Linked DNA regions of Mus musculus: region 2 is linked to region 1. The links are chromatin loops, found by intact Hi-C in ENCODE. Cell type or tissue: gastrocnemius. All regions are shown on one strand. Each heading gives the region's core, and the rest is flanking DNA. Links, peaks and the distances in the headings are about the cores only.

What was found. A loop is a pair of places that touch in the nucleus more often than their neighbours do. Peaks named below come from ENCODE experiments on the same cell type or tissue, not always from the same donor. Only the 100,000 strongest peaks of a DNase experiment are listed, where the experiment ranks them.
Region 2: a loop joins it to region 1, with 6 times the contacts of the local background. A loop is called at or near these places in 5 of 42 quality-filtered maps.

Annotation. Positions count from the first base shown.
Region 1 is chr3:28,692,438-28,700,653 of GRCm38, forward strand. Slc2a2 (solute carrier family 2 (facilitated glucose transporter), member 2) reads left to right here and starts at 5,466. Exons shown (of 11, transcript NM_031197.2): 1 at 5,466-5,594. The coding sequence starts at 5,580. In gastrocnemius, for the core only: no CTCF peak of the experiment used is centred there; no DNase peak of the experiment used is centred there; H3K4me3 peaks cover 261 bases.
Region 2 is chr3:28,745,931-28,754,146 of GRCm38, forward strand. The region is part of intron 1 of 1700112D23Rik (RIKEN cDNA 1700112D23 gene); the gene reads right to left. Among named protein-coding and RNA genes, the nearest start is that of 1700112D23Rik, 31 kb to the right of the region's middle. In gastrocnemius, for the core only: no CTCF peak of the experiment used is centred there; no DNase peak of the experiment used is centred there.

The DNA of each region.
Region 1 (8,216 bases), core at 2,155-7,154:
TGATGGTGATGGTGGTGGTGGTGGGATGATGATGGTGGTGGTAACAACAACAACACCAATAATAATAATAATAATAATAATAATATTGATACCTACAACTGGTCACATGCACAGAGTAGGAGACTATGAGTGTGCTCACTTCTATCTGAGACATCTGTATCATGCCCCTTCCCCTGAAGCTTGGGGATCATTTCCAAAGAAAGAGCAGAAAGATTATAAGAGCCAGATGGGATGGATGTTTACAAAGAAACAGCATTTGCTAGACAGGTCAGTCTGATGTATACAAGAAATTAGCAGCTGTGGTTGTGACTATATGCACAAGACTTACAGATTGTACCTAGCACTTGCACTAATAGCCTGGTTGTGACTACAGCCATGGTCTTATAAGATGTCATCATTAGGGGAACAAAGGTGAAGTGCACATAGGCTCCCCAGATTGTCTCCCTGGGACTAAACCACCAACCAAAGAGTAAACATGTTGAGACTCATGGCTTCAGCTGCATATGTAGCAGAGGATGGTCTTGTTGGGCATCAGTGGGAAGAGAGGCCCTTGGTCTGGGAAGGTTTGATGCCTCAGTGTAGGGGTATGCCGGGGCGGAGAAGTGAGAGTGGGTGGGTGGGTTGGGGAGCATCCTCATAGAAGCAGGGGGAGGGTTAGGGGGTGGGGGAGCTGCAGAGGGGAAACCAGGAAAGGGGTAACTTTTGAAATATAAATAAACAAAATAGCCAAAAAATGTTGGAAACTAAAAAAGGGGGGCCCTGGGGAAGAGGGGGAGGGGAAAAGGCCCACACCCCACCAGAGTTCCACCTATACTCTGGTCAGTCAGGCATGAGAAGGCTGCTATCTACCTATCCACTCATCCCTGGGTGGGCATTCCTCCATCCCACTCTTCAGTTGGTGGCCAAGGCGCAGCCCTGCCTGGGGACTCTGGAGCTACCTTGCTAAAGCCCTGGGGTTAGAGGAGAGAGGAATGAGGGAAGATGTTCCCAGCACCTACGAGAATGCGCACAGCCTTGATGGAGCAGAGACTCTCTATGGTTTAAGAATTTTATTATAGAAATGCAGGGAGAAGGAGAGAAGGGAAGGGGGGAAGCTGGAGAGAAAGAGAGTAAGAAAGAGGAGAGAGGAAAGGAGAGGAGAGGAGAAGAGAGGAGAGGAGAGGAGAGGAGAGGAGAGGAGAGGAGAGGAGAGGAGAGGAGAGGAGAGGAGAGGAGAGGAGAGGAGAGGAGAGGAGAGGACAGAGAGAAGAGAGAGGAGAGAAGACAAAAAGAGGGGAGAGAAGGGGTGAGAGTGAGGGGAAAGAGGTAAGAGAGCGAGATGGGACTGAACAGCCCTTTTATGGTCTTCACTATTGCTAGGTAACTGGGGAGGAATTTAGCCTTAAGGTCAGAAGCTTGGGCCATTGCTTACATGACTACTGACCATGCTTCTCTTGTGGGGCCTGTGGGAGGTGGTATCTTAGGCAGGGGCAGAGTTCCAGGAGCATGAGGGAATGCCTACTGTGTCATGTAGGTGAATTATGACCATCAGGGTTCAGACCTCAGCTCAACTGGAGACCAGCCTGCAATTCCCCACAAAAACAAACAAACAAACAAACAAAAAACTCTCCACATAGACCGACAAATATCTCAAAAAATGTAATCTTGTAAAAAAGTGGAGAAGAGTGTGTCTGATTCATTTTTGTGGGGTCTGGGAGCAAGCACATCTAACTAGAGACAGAATGTCTGTTACCCCAGGTTAGCAAGCAGGAAAATGGCCTGTCACCTCCCATCACCCTGCTTCTGGTCCGGGATACACTTAAGTGCTGCTGCCCTGGGTTTTCTAAGGTGCTGGGGATCAGATCAACTGTGCATGCCAGGCAAGCACTCTATCAGCTGGGCTGCATGCCGACCACTAGGGGCAATCTTAAAACAAACAGTAGATACACTAGCAAGATTTTATCGAAAGGACCCAGATGTAGCTGTCTCTTGTGAGACTATGCCGGGGCCTAGCAAACACAGAAGTGGATGCCCACAGTCAGCTAATGGATGGATCACAGGGCTCCCAATGGAGGAGCTAGAGAAAGTACCCAAGGAGCTAAAGGGATCTGCAACCCTATAGGTGGATCAACATTATGAACTAACCAGTACCCCGGAGCTCTTGACTCTAGCTGCATATGTATCAAAAGATGGCCTAGTCGGCCATCACTGGAAAGAGAGGCCCATTGGACACACAAACTTTATATGCCCCAGAACAGGGGAGCGCCAGGGCCAAAAAGGGGGAGTGGGCAGGTAGGGGAGTAGGGGTGGGTGGGTATGGGGGACTTTTGGTATAGCATTGGAAATGTAAATGAGCTAAATACCTAATAAATAATGGAAAGAAAAAAAAAACAGTAGATCTCAGTACTCTGCTGCCTCTTTGGTGATTTCCCATGGCCTTTCACATGAATTCTAGCCCGCCCCGGTGGTCTACGAGATCCTGCATATAGATGGCTGCTGTCTGTCTCCCCAGTACTATGACAGGTGAATTTGAGGTAGATGGCTGAACCCTGAGTAAGAAAGAGGCCTCAGAGTCAGACCTACCCCAGTGGGCCCCTTAGGCCAAGGTGCACAGTGAGAGTTCCCTGCTTGGGTGGGGGACACTAAACTTGCAAGCAGTCATAGTGTGAGTTAACGTTTAAAATCAATCTCAATTTCCACATCTAAAACATGCAATTGGACAAGAGGACCAGGGAAGCCAGGCTAGGGGACCCGACCTTCAGGACAGAGCTCTTCCTGTGAAGAACTTGTCCTCTTGGTTTACACTCTTGCCTTTTTGCCCTTACCTACACCTGACTCAGTGAGAGAGGAACACAGCAGGGTTCTCTGAGCTGTCTCCTTTCCTCTCCTTTATAGAGAAAACAAAACCAACAAAACAATTCCTGTCACTTCACTAAAAGAACAGATAATAAAGGGGAGAAAGGGAGGTGAGGTTACCATTTAGTTTCAGGCGCTTCCTCTCTTAATTAATGATGTAATCAGGATGTGACCTGAAAGGTTTAAAAGTATAAAGCCAGGTTTAGAGAGGCCACCTAGAACATTTGCTCTGCAAGCAGAAGGACCTGTACTCAGTCTCTAGTACCTAGTACTGGTTGTACCTGCATATAACATAGGCATAAGGGCAACGAGACAGATGGATCATGAGCAGAGTTGGTTTTGTGGTGCAGAAGGAATCTCTGAATGCTTCTGAGATCTCAGCAGGTAGACGTCATCCCAGGGCAAAGTGCAAAAATCCAGGTTTCATTACTAGACTTTATCCCACAGAAACTCGCAGCTCCTCTGTGCGCCCTGAAGGTACAGTTGCAGTTGCGCATGAGGTCGATCTGTGGCCTGAGTTCACCTGCCCAAATCAACCTGTGCAATGCGCTCTCTCCACACTCACCCTGCAGGTAGGTTTAGCCCACCCCCAGAGGCTGCACTGTCTAAATGAATTGTGCCTGCAATGGGGGAGGAGCAACGTCCCTGACCTCTGGACGCCCGCTGGAGAGAAACACGGCAGTCTTGGACTCCCAGGTACAGCCCCGCGATGAAGACAAACGCAGTGACTTCAAGGCAGACTTCAAAAGACAAAGGTAGAAAAACAACCCAGGGCAGCTGTCACTCCTGATCGGCACAAGTGTGTTTTGGGCAGAGCCAAGTCAGTGGAAAACAGTTGTCAGGGCATCTCCCCTCTGGATCATCTGTGCTGTGTAGGACTGGACACGTGAGCCCCTGACACATCTTGGGGCGCTGGAAAGCCTAATACCAAAGCGGAGCGCAGCGTGTCTCTCTCTCTCTCTCTCTCTCTCTCTCTCTCTCTCTCTCTCTCTCTCTCTCTCTCTCTCTCTCGATCTCCCTCCCTCTCTTATGCCACCACACCAGCACTGTGCCGAGTAAGCGAGTCCAGCTCTGAGAAGTGCTGAGCAGTTCTTGGCACGGAAGGGAACGCTATAAAGATTAATGTCACTGCTATTAGCCCTTTCCATGCCTGCCTTCTAAGACATTGCACGCTGTGTCCCCACTTCAGTGTAAAGTCCTGGCAGGAGGTGACTGGGTCTCATTGGTGATAAGTTAGAGCATACAACCATGCTGAGCTCTGCTGAAGTTTGGGCTTTGAACTTAGTTGTTTGCCTCCCGTGTTGTCACCTTACAGAAATGTGGACACACATTAAAAACAACAAAAATCTAGGCATGGCCTGACAGTGCCTATAATCCCTGCACTGGAGTGGATCCGTTGGCCTGTCAGCTTGCCCACACGTATGGCTTTCAGAGTCTCTGAGGTCCTGTCGCAAATAGAGACAGGATAATAGGGTAATAGAGGAAGACTCTCAATACTGATTCCTGGCCTTCACACAGAGGAGTACACATATAACACATATACAGAGAGACAGACAGAGAGAGAGAGACAGAGAATGAATGAATGGATGAATGAATGAATGAGAAGAGATGGGAAAACGTCAGACTAATTAAACCCAGTTTCCTTCCGACCTTCATGTTCCTGTCATTTGGCCACCGGTTCTTACATTTCCTCTGCTGTAAACTGGCTCCATCCAGATGGACTGTGTGGATGGCAGTGACCACAGCTGGCAGTCCCAGGGAAGCTACCCAAACTTTGGTATCTCCCCCAGTATTTTTGTATCAGATGCCACAGGGGATTCCTAGGAAGAAACAGGGTCAAGACACGTAAGCAGAATTCACTGGAAAGCCAAGGCTATAGCAAGCACACTACGGCTCCCAACCAGGCTCTCTATGTGTAGCCAAGGCTATCCTACAACTCTCATGTGATCCAGTGAGTCTCCAATGCACAGCCTCCCCAGTTAGAGCATTATAGATGTGCGCCACCGCATCTGGCTCCGCACTCTCATCTTGAGATACACTGACTTAATAATAACAGTAGAAAGCACATTGCCACTATCTACTGAGAACTTTTTCTGTGCCAAACATTTATCACGTTATTTCCCTTAATCCCCTCAACAAAACAAAATGAGTGTGCTATCTTCCCTATTTTATCAGGCCAAAAATCAAACAGTAGAAACCTAAGACACAGAAAAGTCACAGGGTTTGACTCGCTTAAGTTCATCCTCACTAAAATGCTGTGATTCCAACCCCAGTGCAGATCCCTCCACACCTCACACAGATAACCGATGCTGCCACACTCTGTGGCCACAGAGCCCACAGAACTAATTTTCTGCAGAACAAACTGCTCTGTGCCCTCCCAACTTTGTCTTCCCGACACCACTGCATGCCTCGGCTTCCACAAAAGACCCCACAGGCTGCCCCTCTCAGCTGTCCCTGTCCCATTTCTGCCACACTTATCAGGCTGAAAATGGGTCTGTCTCTGGTTTGTAACTTATACTTATGAGACCTGCTACTGTGCTCAAGCCACAAGTCATTGGGGTAAAGGGTGTATTGATTGGATTACCATCAATACTCAGCTTCTGTTAAAAAGGTCAGAACTACCTCTCTTTGCTCCTCCTCCTCCTACAATGTATAACCAGGTAGAGTGAGCACTCTGGCTGGTCAGCTATTCATCCACATTCAGTACAGGACCTGGATTAAGAGGACAATTCCACACACACACAATGTCAGAAGACAAGGTACAGCGACCTTGGGGTCCTTTGGCTTTGGTTTTGAGGAGGTTGGGAATCTATTTAAGGCAGTGAACTTATACGCTGGCACTGGATGCAGTTACCACAGGTCCAGGCTACCTCTTTGCTTGGTCAATTACTAATCCTTTTGGCTACTAAGCAAATTCCATGTTCTTATTCAGTAATCGGACTTTTCAGGATATTTGCTGTTTTGAATAGCTATTGTAAGAATGTACCTACCACCCCCACGATCTGGGGAAAGTTAACAGGACTCAAATCATGAAAGTGGATCTGGAATGTTCAAAAAATGTCCAGGAATGAAAGGTAGTTCTAGATTCAGAGACTGAGAACTGATTGTTGCAGGCGACCTTGGACCATGGGAAGAAGAAGAAATGATCGGATGAAGCACCATCTGGGGGACTATGACCTTGGGCTGACTCTTAGCTAATACTAGCATAGCCTGTGTTGTATTCATGGCTGTGACAGCATTGCAATCAGACAGGGATTTTTGCCTTTGTTCTTAAGGAGAGTACCAGTTGAAGTCGTTAGGAATGAGGTGACACAATTAACCTGCAGCTTAATTTTAAATGGTTCAGCCAAACCAATACGCGTTAAGAAACCAATGTGGTGAGTGTTAGGTAATTACTGGGGAGCAAAGTGAAGGCTGTGGGGTTTTCATTTTCCTGGTATTTCAATGTCTCTGTAGATAGAAGGCTTTTTCAAATAAAACCTTCAAAAGAATGTGTCATTCTTCTGCGCTTACAAGTTCTCCCCAACCCCTGCATACGGCAATGGTGTAGACGTTGATAAATCTTCACCCCTGTTAAGATTCTCGTACACTGACCTGGTGAGGCTGTGCGGAGTGCTCTTTTGTGAGGGACACCACGTATTGTGGAATCAGCCAGGCTCGGGGGTGGGTTCTAATGCTGTGTGTGCTGCTGAGACTCGGACTAGATCAATTGGCCTTTGTGTTTTCTACACTGTGCTAACATAAGGACTCCTGGTGTATGACACGGGCAATCTGGGCTTTCTTTTAGTGATCTGTGAATGAAGTGATCTCTTCGGAGCTCAGAGTCAGTAAAAGACAACATGAGGAAGGCTTAGAGGGCAAATGTTTAAATGTCAGTTATGTATTTGTACAATGCATATTTAAAGAATGACCGAGAAATAGAGATTCTGTGAGTACTATAGCTCAGGATAAAGCTATAGCAGGGAGAACTGTAATGATGATTCACTAACGAAGAACCTGAAATTAGTAAGTACAGGGATGCTGTACAGAGTCGGCAGCTATGGAAAGGCAGCCCTCGTAGGCCTGACGTCTAGACGATGTCAAGAGGAAGGGACGGTGCTTAACAGCACCAGCCCAGGAAGGATGCTCAGGCTCTGCAACTTCCCTGTACTTTAGAGACTAAAGAAAAGCTTTCTTCGAAGAGCTAGGGAACCGTCTAAGGAGAGAGCACAGAGAGTGTGGGGATTGCCATAAAGAACAGCATATTCAGCTCAAGTTTAAGGGCTTAGGCAGGGGGTGGTGCTCAGGAGAGTTAGAGTGTCAGCATAGACAACTCCTTGATGCACAGAAAGTTCAAACAAGGGGTGCTCTCTAAGTTCTCCATTTCTTCTGTTGGAAAATGGAGGTGCCAGATACACACACTATGGCTTAAGTTCCCTTGCAACTGAAAACCCTGCAGTGTGAGGCATAGCTGGCCTTTTTCTAAGTTGGATGTGGACTCACCTTTGGCCTGGCTTTTGGAAGCACGTGGAGGCAAATCATATGCTTTCCTAGTCAATCAGTCATCACTGCAAAGTCCATTCTTTCATTTAGCAGTGGGAGTTTAACTGTTCCCTGCTGGGGTATCTGCCCCCGACTGGATAACCTTCCCTGAGCATGGCTTCCTCAGCCATAGAGTGCAGATCATCTCTCGGGCTTTGCACGTGGTTCTGGATATTATGTATGGAAAGTTGATAGATGGTTGTTGATAAGCCCAGGTCATGACATGACAGTCATATGACTAACAGACCTCCGTTGTGTGCCCTCTACTTAAAGAACAGCACAAGATGCCTCCAGTCAACAGTCACAGCATCCCCGTCCTGTAATCCTCCTGCCACCTGCTGTCACTGCTCTTCCATAGCTAAAGGAACTGGGGCATAGGGGTACTGGAGGCCATGTAGGACCCCTTTCTCAGTCTTCTGACTTTCTCCACTGCTTGTCCATGCCAACAGATGACACATGACTTCTAAGCCACAAAATAAATTCCACATTTTCTCTCATGTAAAGGCTCAGCTACTTCCTTAATTTGTTTAACATTTTTTATTCTTTCTGTGTGTGTGTGTGTGTAGTGTGTGTGTGTGTGTGTGTGTGTGTGTGTGTGTGCATGCAAGTGTATTAGTGTGTCCATGTACAAGTGTGATGTGTATGTGGTCTGTATGATGTGTGTGAATGTGTGGTATGTATCTGTGTGAGAGTGTGTGTCTGTGTCTGATATGTGTGTGTGTTATATTGTGGTATATGTGTGTGGTGTGCGTCTCTGTGTATCATGTGTGCGTGTGTGTGTGTGTGTAGTATGTGTATGTTGTGTTGTGGTATATGTCTGTGATGTGTGTCTGTGTGTCTGTGTCTGTGTGTGTCATGTA
Region 2 (8,216 bases), core at 1,166-6,165, 53 kb after region 1:
AATGGTAATTATAACCCTAACACTGCTGAAGAGTAGAAACTACTCCTAGGGAAATAGGGAGTGAACGGAGAAGGAAAGTCACTATACACCAGTATGAGTCACAGTGGCATCTGGGAGAGGGTGTTACTTTATTAGGCCTTGTGAGATGTGAGATGCTAATAGAAGCCTAAGAAAAGGAAGGGTCAGAAGAGACCCACAGACATTTTGATAAATAAATAAAAATATATAATAAAAGAACCCTGCATCCCCGCAGTTCTTCGTGTTTCATAGAAGATATTAATGCAAACAAGAGGGGAGAGCCGCAAAATGAAAGGCTTGAAATCTGTGTCCCCCAGGTGGTTCCTAAGGGATCTGCAGTCAGCTGCTTGCCTGCTCAGCTCTGTTTGAAAAGCACTAGCACCCCCTGGTGTCAACATTGCAGAACTGTCCCATAGTCCTGAAGGATCATAAATATGGGAAGGAAGGATACAATAAAAACGTTCATACCTTCAACCATGGCTATGAGCTATGTTTCCATCTTCCTTGTGATATGTTGGCATATGTATGCCATTTGCAAGTAGATTACAGATGCTAAAATTTCATGAATATTAATTACAGGGTAACCAAGCACATTCTAATTAAAGGCAGACTCTGAAGGAGTAAACACAAGCCTGGTAATTTTGGATCTCACTAAGATTTAAAACGGCTGGGGAGCTCATAGGCTCCAGGGATGAAAGTACCACTACTGTTCGGCTAATGGACACAGTACCAAACCACCCTCTAAGTATGTATCTCTCCGCCCAGGGTAAGTGGGGCTTTGGGTTCTTAGCAGAGAAGCTTCTCCTGCAGTGGGTGGTGGCTAACACAAAACCTCACAAGGAGTCGAAACACAGTATCCGTATCCGTAGAATACCCGGCCACAAACGGGACATCTATCTTTCTGCCCGAGAGCTGTAAGCCAGGCTCCAGTAAAGCTTCCTCCTTTGTACTTGCTCCTGTGTTCTAGAGGTCTCTCTCAATCTAGACTGTTCTCACTACTTTTCAAGCCTCCCGTGACACTAAAGTTCCTGGGGGTCAGCCATCTTGTAAAATGGCCCAATCTTTGGATCTGTCCAGTCATCCCCTTGATTAAATCAGTATGGGATGTTTTGTCAAGAATCTTCCACAACTGAGTTTTTGAATTTCTTACTGCAGCATCTCACAAAACGCAGCACTCGACTGCTCTACTTTGGGTGCTGCTACTTGGTCACCTGGCTAAGGTGTGACTTCAAAACTTGTAAACTAGTGTCCTAAGAGGTGTGTCACATAGAGAATATGACACCTAACATTTTTTATACAGGGTTTACCATGTGTTGATGAATCTTGGCTTGAGTCAGTTGTAACAGTGGGGATTGGGAAACAGCAGTTTTCTATTAATGGCATTCCTTTAAGACACATGGTCAACCCAAAACAGATTAGCCTACCTATAAACCAGGATGATAAAACAGAGCAGACAACTGTGGTATTGACGATACTCTAAGCATCCTTGGCAAAATCTATTCTCCTGACAAAAGAAAAACATTAGAACTAGGTATATTGTGTCTAATCCCATCAATATTATAATCCCAAGATTATTTAATGTACTGCACATGTACATGTACTATAAAACACAGCAAATGAATACATTCTTCTCAAGTGCACATAAAATGAGGTAAAGAAAAATGTTATGACACATTGTACTTGAAAACAGTGGCGATCACAGTGGCCTCTGGGACAGGGGTTTACTTTAGCAAACCTTGGGAGATGGGAGTAATTATCAAATAGATGTGTGTGATTGTTTTCTTTTATCTAAAACTGACAACTTTCTCCTACACTTTCAGTGACAAACATTTTGTTATGATATAAGCGAATTAATCTGTTTTAATAGCAACTAATTTTCCATATCCTGCTCAAAAAGCTTTTTCCTACCCACAAAGACAATTTAAATATATTTAAATTTTTTACATTATATTTAAATTTTTTTATAGGTTTATGTATAAGGTTTATGTGTGGTTGGTCTCCATTTCTGTATTTGATGTGAAACAGGCACTAAGGTTTTTTTGTGGATATTCAGTAATTACAAAATTATTAGTTGAAAGCATTGCCCTAAGAGAGTTGGGAAAACGGCTCAGCAGTTGTTTCCTGCAGAGGTGTCAGGCAGTTTACAAGCCTGTAACTGCAGCTCCAGGGAAATCCATGCCTCTCTCAAAGTCCCTGTACTCACAGGCACAAGCCCACTTACACTCTGAGGCTGCAGACAGGACTCAGGAGTTAAAGCACTCACTGCTCTTGCGGGGACCCAGGTTCAGTTCTAAAGACCTTCATGCTCCCTGCTGGCCTCTGCAGACACTGTACAAATGTGATGCGCATTCAAACAAAACACTCAGACACATAAAATAAAAAGTACATTTGATATGTAGTTTAAAAAAGGAACTGTTTTGGCAGGCCTGGAGAGATGGCGCAGAGGTTAAGAGCACTGTCTGTTCTTCCAGAGGTCATGAGTTCAATTCCCAGCAACCACATGGTGGCTCACAACCACCTGTAAAGGGATCTAATGCCTTCTTTTGCTGTGTCTGAAGACAGCTATAGTGTACTCATATACATTAAAAAAAAAACAAAAGTTGTTCTAGTAGCTTTCTTCAAAATACGTGGATGGGGCATGTTCTCTTTGTATTGCTTCAGTGCCAAGTCCTGCTTTGCTATGCGTAAGGGACATGGAACAGAGCCAACCGTGTGTGGGCCTCCACAAGTGTCGATGGTTGCTGTGGGTATAAGGCTCGTTTGTATAATAATGTACATAGTTTGTACATTATTTAGATTATGACTCCATGATTATCAGAGACAGCAAGAGTCTGGGAAGTGAGGGTGCATCTAATGTCTCAGCAAACTGACATCTTCAGGACAGCTCTCAAGGCTGTGGGAAAGAATGTTGAAAACATGAGTTCTAAACTACATAATTTCTCAACTATGCAAAATATAAGGATGCAATATGAATTGTAGAAGGAGCTTCAGAGATCTAAAGGAACAGAGGCAGCTGCACTATGAGCCAGCTGGTCAGAAAGATACTAAGGAAGGAGATAAAGAGATTTAGGGAGTAGTGATCACAGGGCAAGATCCCACCCAACTAAGGTGTTTTTTGTTGTTGTTGTTGCTGCTGCTGCTGCTGTTTATGCTTACAAAGGCAAGCAGATTCCTGAGTTCAAGGTCACCCTGGGATGGAGGGAATTTTGGTCCTGGCCCAGGTGTGGTAGGAATGGTAAGTTCAGGGTAGGGTCCCACCCAGGTATAGTAATTGTCTGTGCTTGTGCTTGCTGTTGCTTTCTAGGATTCAAGAAGCTGGGGCCTTGGGATGCTGATTAATGGGATAATCAAAAGGGAATCTGGGGTGATGACTGAATGGATATGTAAATAAAAGCCTGGGCTTCTGATCTGCAAGAAATGAGCTATCTAGAGTTTTTAGAATAGTAAGAGAACGCTAGAGAGAAAGAGATTCATCTCGAGCAGAACATAGGCCCTCAACTTGTAACCCACAATTTGACTTTGAGTCATCTGTCTCACTGCTCCCAGACACTCCTTCTCTCAGGAACTCCTCTCTCCAAGCCAAGGCTGGCCCTTGGCATTTCAGTCACCTGTCAATCTATATCACAATCATACTCTCTATTACCTTATAAAAAATCTTAAAGCTAAGCAGAAAACTTTCCAATTTGTTCCTTTTCAAGATTTTTTAATGTTTTAGATCTTCAGTAACCTGAAATAAATTTTGGAAAGTATTTGCTAATTCTACACAAAGCTTGGTGGAATTAAGACTAGAATTATATTTAATCTATTACAAGTGTGGACAGAACTGACATTTTAACAATATTAATTCCTCTAATCTACCAACATGAGGTGTATTTCTATGTAAATAACCTTTAGCTTTTTTTTTTTTTGATTTCTCAAAGTCTTGGATGACTTTATTAAATTAATTCCTAAGTACTTCTGTTTTGATGTTATTATAAATAAAATTAAATTTCCATCAATAGCAATATTGCTTATATAGGAATACATTTTAAGTTATATTTGTTTGATATATATATGTATATATGTGTGTGTGTGTGTGTGTGTGTGTGTGTGTGTGTGTATACTCATGTGCATGCCAAGCATACAAGTGTGGTAGACAGAGAACAATTAGCAGAAGTTGGTTCTCCCCTTCACCCCTTCACCATTTAGGTCGGAGGAAGGATAAACTTCATGTAGTCAGGCTTAATGGAAAGTGCCATTACCTGCTGAACCATCTTTCCGGCTCACATATGATTCTTTACACATAAGATTTGTGTATTGAAACCCTGACAATAGTTGTGTTATAAATTCCCTACAAGTTCTATACAGTCATGTGTTCTACAGAAAGAGGTGGGGCAAGCACAGGGGGAAAGACAGAGGAAGGAAAACCCAAAGATTTTCTCTTGACCTTTTATCATTAACATTTGTTTCTTGTCTTATTGCTATGGTCAGAACCTTAGAGAGACAAGAATGACAGTGGGTATACTACTTGCCTAGTTATCTCTCTTCGGGGAAAACATTAATATTGTACAATTAAGGATGGTGCCGGCTCCAAGATGTGTATATGTCAATAATAACATATTGCTCTCTTTCATTTGTAGCTTCCAATAGTTTTTCATTGGTAACAAATGAAGTTGACCAACATATGCTTTTTCTATTTCATAGTGTCCTCTTTTTCCTCCTAACATAGTGAATTATGTAAGTTTTAAAATATTAAACCAACTTTTAATCCTAAATAAAAAATGATTTCTTAGGCTTTTATGAGATTGTATGTTTCATATCATATACACATGCTTTTATATAATGTTGGATTTGATGTGTTAATATTTCATTCTAAATGTTTGTGACTAACTCTTACTCTATAAGAGACTATAGCTTTTATAGGTAGCATGTTAGGTTTATGCTAGCTTTGTAAACTTGTTTGGGACGTATATATACCATAGTTATCCAGAAAAACAGAACCAAAGGGACATTGGTAATTAGAGTCCATAGGCCTGAAAAGTTGGAAAGCCAATTTTAAGTCTAAAGGCAAAAGAGACAGATAGCTCAACTCAAAGATGGCCAGAAAAATTTTTGCTCTAGTCAGGCCTTCAGTTAGGTGATAGCCACCCACATCAGGGAGGACAAAGCATTCTAATATTTCAAGTACTAATCTCACCCAGAGACATAGACATAGACATACCTAGATAATGTTTCATTGAATACAAAAATCCATTCATCTGTTTTTAGTGCCTAAAGGTTTTTCCAACTTTACCCCAAAGCCTTTCCCTACTCAAAATATTTTTTAAATACTTTCCAAATATTTATAGGTGGACTCTTTATGTGTAAGTCATGGCCCAGTGAATTTAAGACAAAACATTTGCAGCTAACATAGAGTAGCACTCCAGTTTCCTCTTGGTCTTTAGGAATAATTCCTGCAGCTACATTAAAAGCCTTCTTTGCCTACTGATTCACAGGCAGAAGGACTCCATCGGACATAACATGGGTTTGAATATCAATGTGTGTCTCTGTTCAGTGTTGTTATTAATACGTTCATCTCAACCTGACATAGCTACACGTAATCACCCAGGATGAATACTAAACTAATGCTTTGTGGGCCAGTCGGCCATAAGGAAAAGAGCTGTATTAGGGGAAAGCTTTGCTCTCTGCCTGTCTCTTTCACATTGTTTCTTTTGCTCTACAGGGGAAATTTTAGTTCTATACAATTCCAATTATTACAATTGGAATTGTTTCCTGGACCATTAGAGTACCTTTCAGAAAGCTCCTGCCTGTGCTGTAACCTGAAGTGGTTCCCTGTGTTTTCCTTCAGCAGTTTTAGCATTTCTGGTCTTGAGTTACGGCATTTAATCTGTTGTGACTTGTTTTTTTTGTTTGTTTGTTTTTTTCTGAATGTGGATGCAGTCTATGTTGAAAAGGCCATCTTCAGTGTATGCTTTTTATCTTTGTCAGAAACCAAGAGGTCATAGCTTCATGGGCTTATGTTTATGTCTGTTATTCTAATTCATTGGTCTAGCTGTCTCTGCCATGGTGACTGTGTCCTGTATCTTTCTAGTGTTTTTCTAGACTTGGAACAGCATATTGTGACAGATCCGGTGTTGCTCATTTTACTCAGGAATTTCAGTGTGAGCCCCAAGACTAAGAAAGAGTAAAGTTAATGAGTAAACTCTAGTCTTGGGCTGAACCCCAAAGCAAAGGAAGATCAGCAGTTTTGTTCTTCCACATGTAGAAGTTGAGACAGCCCATAGAATGAAAGAAAACTGTTGCCACCTACACAACTGATGGAGGAAAAATATTCAGAATACATAATCCAAAAACATAATTCTAATCCACAAACAGGGCATATGACATGAATTTCTCAAAAGACAGAGTATAATATGGGCAACTGATGCATGGAAAATCTGCCATTATCCTTATGTATCAGGGAAATGCATATCAGAACCACACGGATTCCATCCTAGTTTATCAGAAGGGCTGTTGTTGTTTTAATGCAGGTGAGGATGTGGGAGAAGAATGGGAGAAGAATATCAGCACACTACACAGTTGGAGGGAACATAACTAGTGTAGCCACCTCTGATATGAGTATAGAGGTTCCTCAGAACGGAAAGAATGGGCACTGGGCATGCTGATGCATACCTGCAGTCCCTGATCCTGGGAGGCGGAGGGAGCGCTGGTCTGCATGGTAACCTCCAGGTCATCCAAGGCTACATAATGAGACCCTGTCTCAAAACAATAAACAAAACAAAAGGATGGCTGCCCCAACATCCACTCCTTAAAAAGCTAAGACGGAACTGAATCTGAGTTAGCTGTACCACTACAGGAACCTCCATCAGCATCTTCCAGAGATACTTGTCCATTTAAGTCTATTATAGCACTACTCACAACAACCAGCACAGACAGCCATCAGCAGGGGAACTTATAATGAAAATGTAGGATAGAAACACCAAGGAATTTTGTTAATTTACAAAGAAAAATAACATTCTATCATGCTCTGGAAAATATACAGAACTGGAGGTGATCATATTAAGCAAGACAAGCCAAACCAAGGTGAAACCAAGACTACACACAGACCAATAACACGGGGACTGTTAGGAAGGGAGCAAAACTGTCTGGGTATGGAATAAAAGTCACGGGGGACCAAATCCAGAGGTTAGTCATGGTTCACCAGTTGAGGGATGGGGCCACCCACCCATCTCCAAAATTTTAAGCCAGAATTGCTCCTGTCTAAAGGAAATGCAGGGGAAAAGAGTGGAGCAGAGACTGAAGGAAAGGCCATCCAGAGGCTGCCCGACCTGGGGATCCATCCCACATGCAGACACCAAACCCAGACACTATTGCTGATGCCAAGAAGTGCTTGCTGACAGGAGCCTGATATAACTGTCTCCTGAGAGGCTCTGCCAGATCCTGACCAATACAGATGCGGATGCTCACAGTCAACCATCAGACTGAGCACAGGAACCCCAATGGAGGAGGTAGGGGGAGGACTAAAGGAGCTGAAGGGGCCTTATCTGGCACCAATGAGAGGGGAGGTCCTGTGGAAGCTTGATGCCCCAGTGTAGAGGAATACTAGAGTGGTGAGGTGGGAGTGGGTGGGTGGGGGAACACCCTCATAGAAGCAGGGGGAGGGAGATAGGATAGGGAGTTTGTAGAGAGAAAACTGGAAAGGGGATAACATTTGAAATGTACATAATTAAAATATCCAATTAAAAAAATAAATTACACTATTAAAGTTAAAAAAAAAAAAACAACTCATGGAGGAGGTGAATATAGCCCAATTACCTGACATATTTCAGCAAAACATGATTGCAAGCCCCACAGCCTTGTACACAAATATACACTGATACAAATAAAGAACATGGGCTATCAGAGGAAGCATCCATTCTGCTTTCCATGAAGTTGCTCAGAAGCCCTTCCTGTCTTCCTGTGAAAGTTTGTGGTGATGAATTGTTTGCATTCCTCACCTCAGTGTATGGGTTTGGTTTTTTTAATCGTGTTACAAAGTAGAGGCACACAGTATGAGAAACCCTCAACTGAAGAAATGTCTCCATCAGATAGGCCAGTGGGGACATTTTATAGATTAATGATTGGTATGGGAGGACCCATGTCAAGGGGGCAGGGTCATCCTTGGGCAGGTGGTCCTTGTATGTACAAGAAATCAGGTTTAACAAGCAATGGAGGAGAAC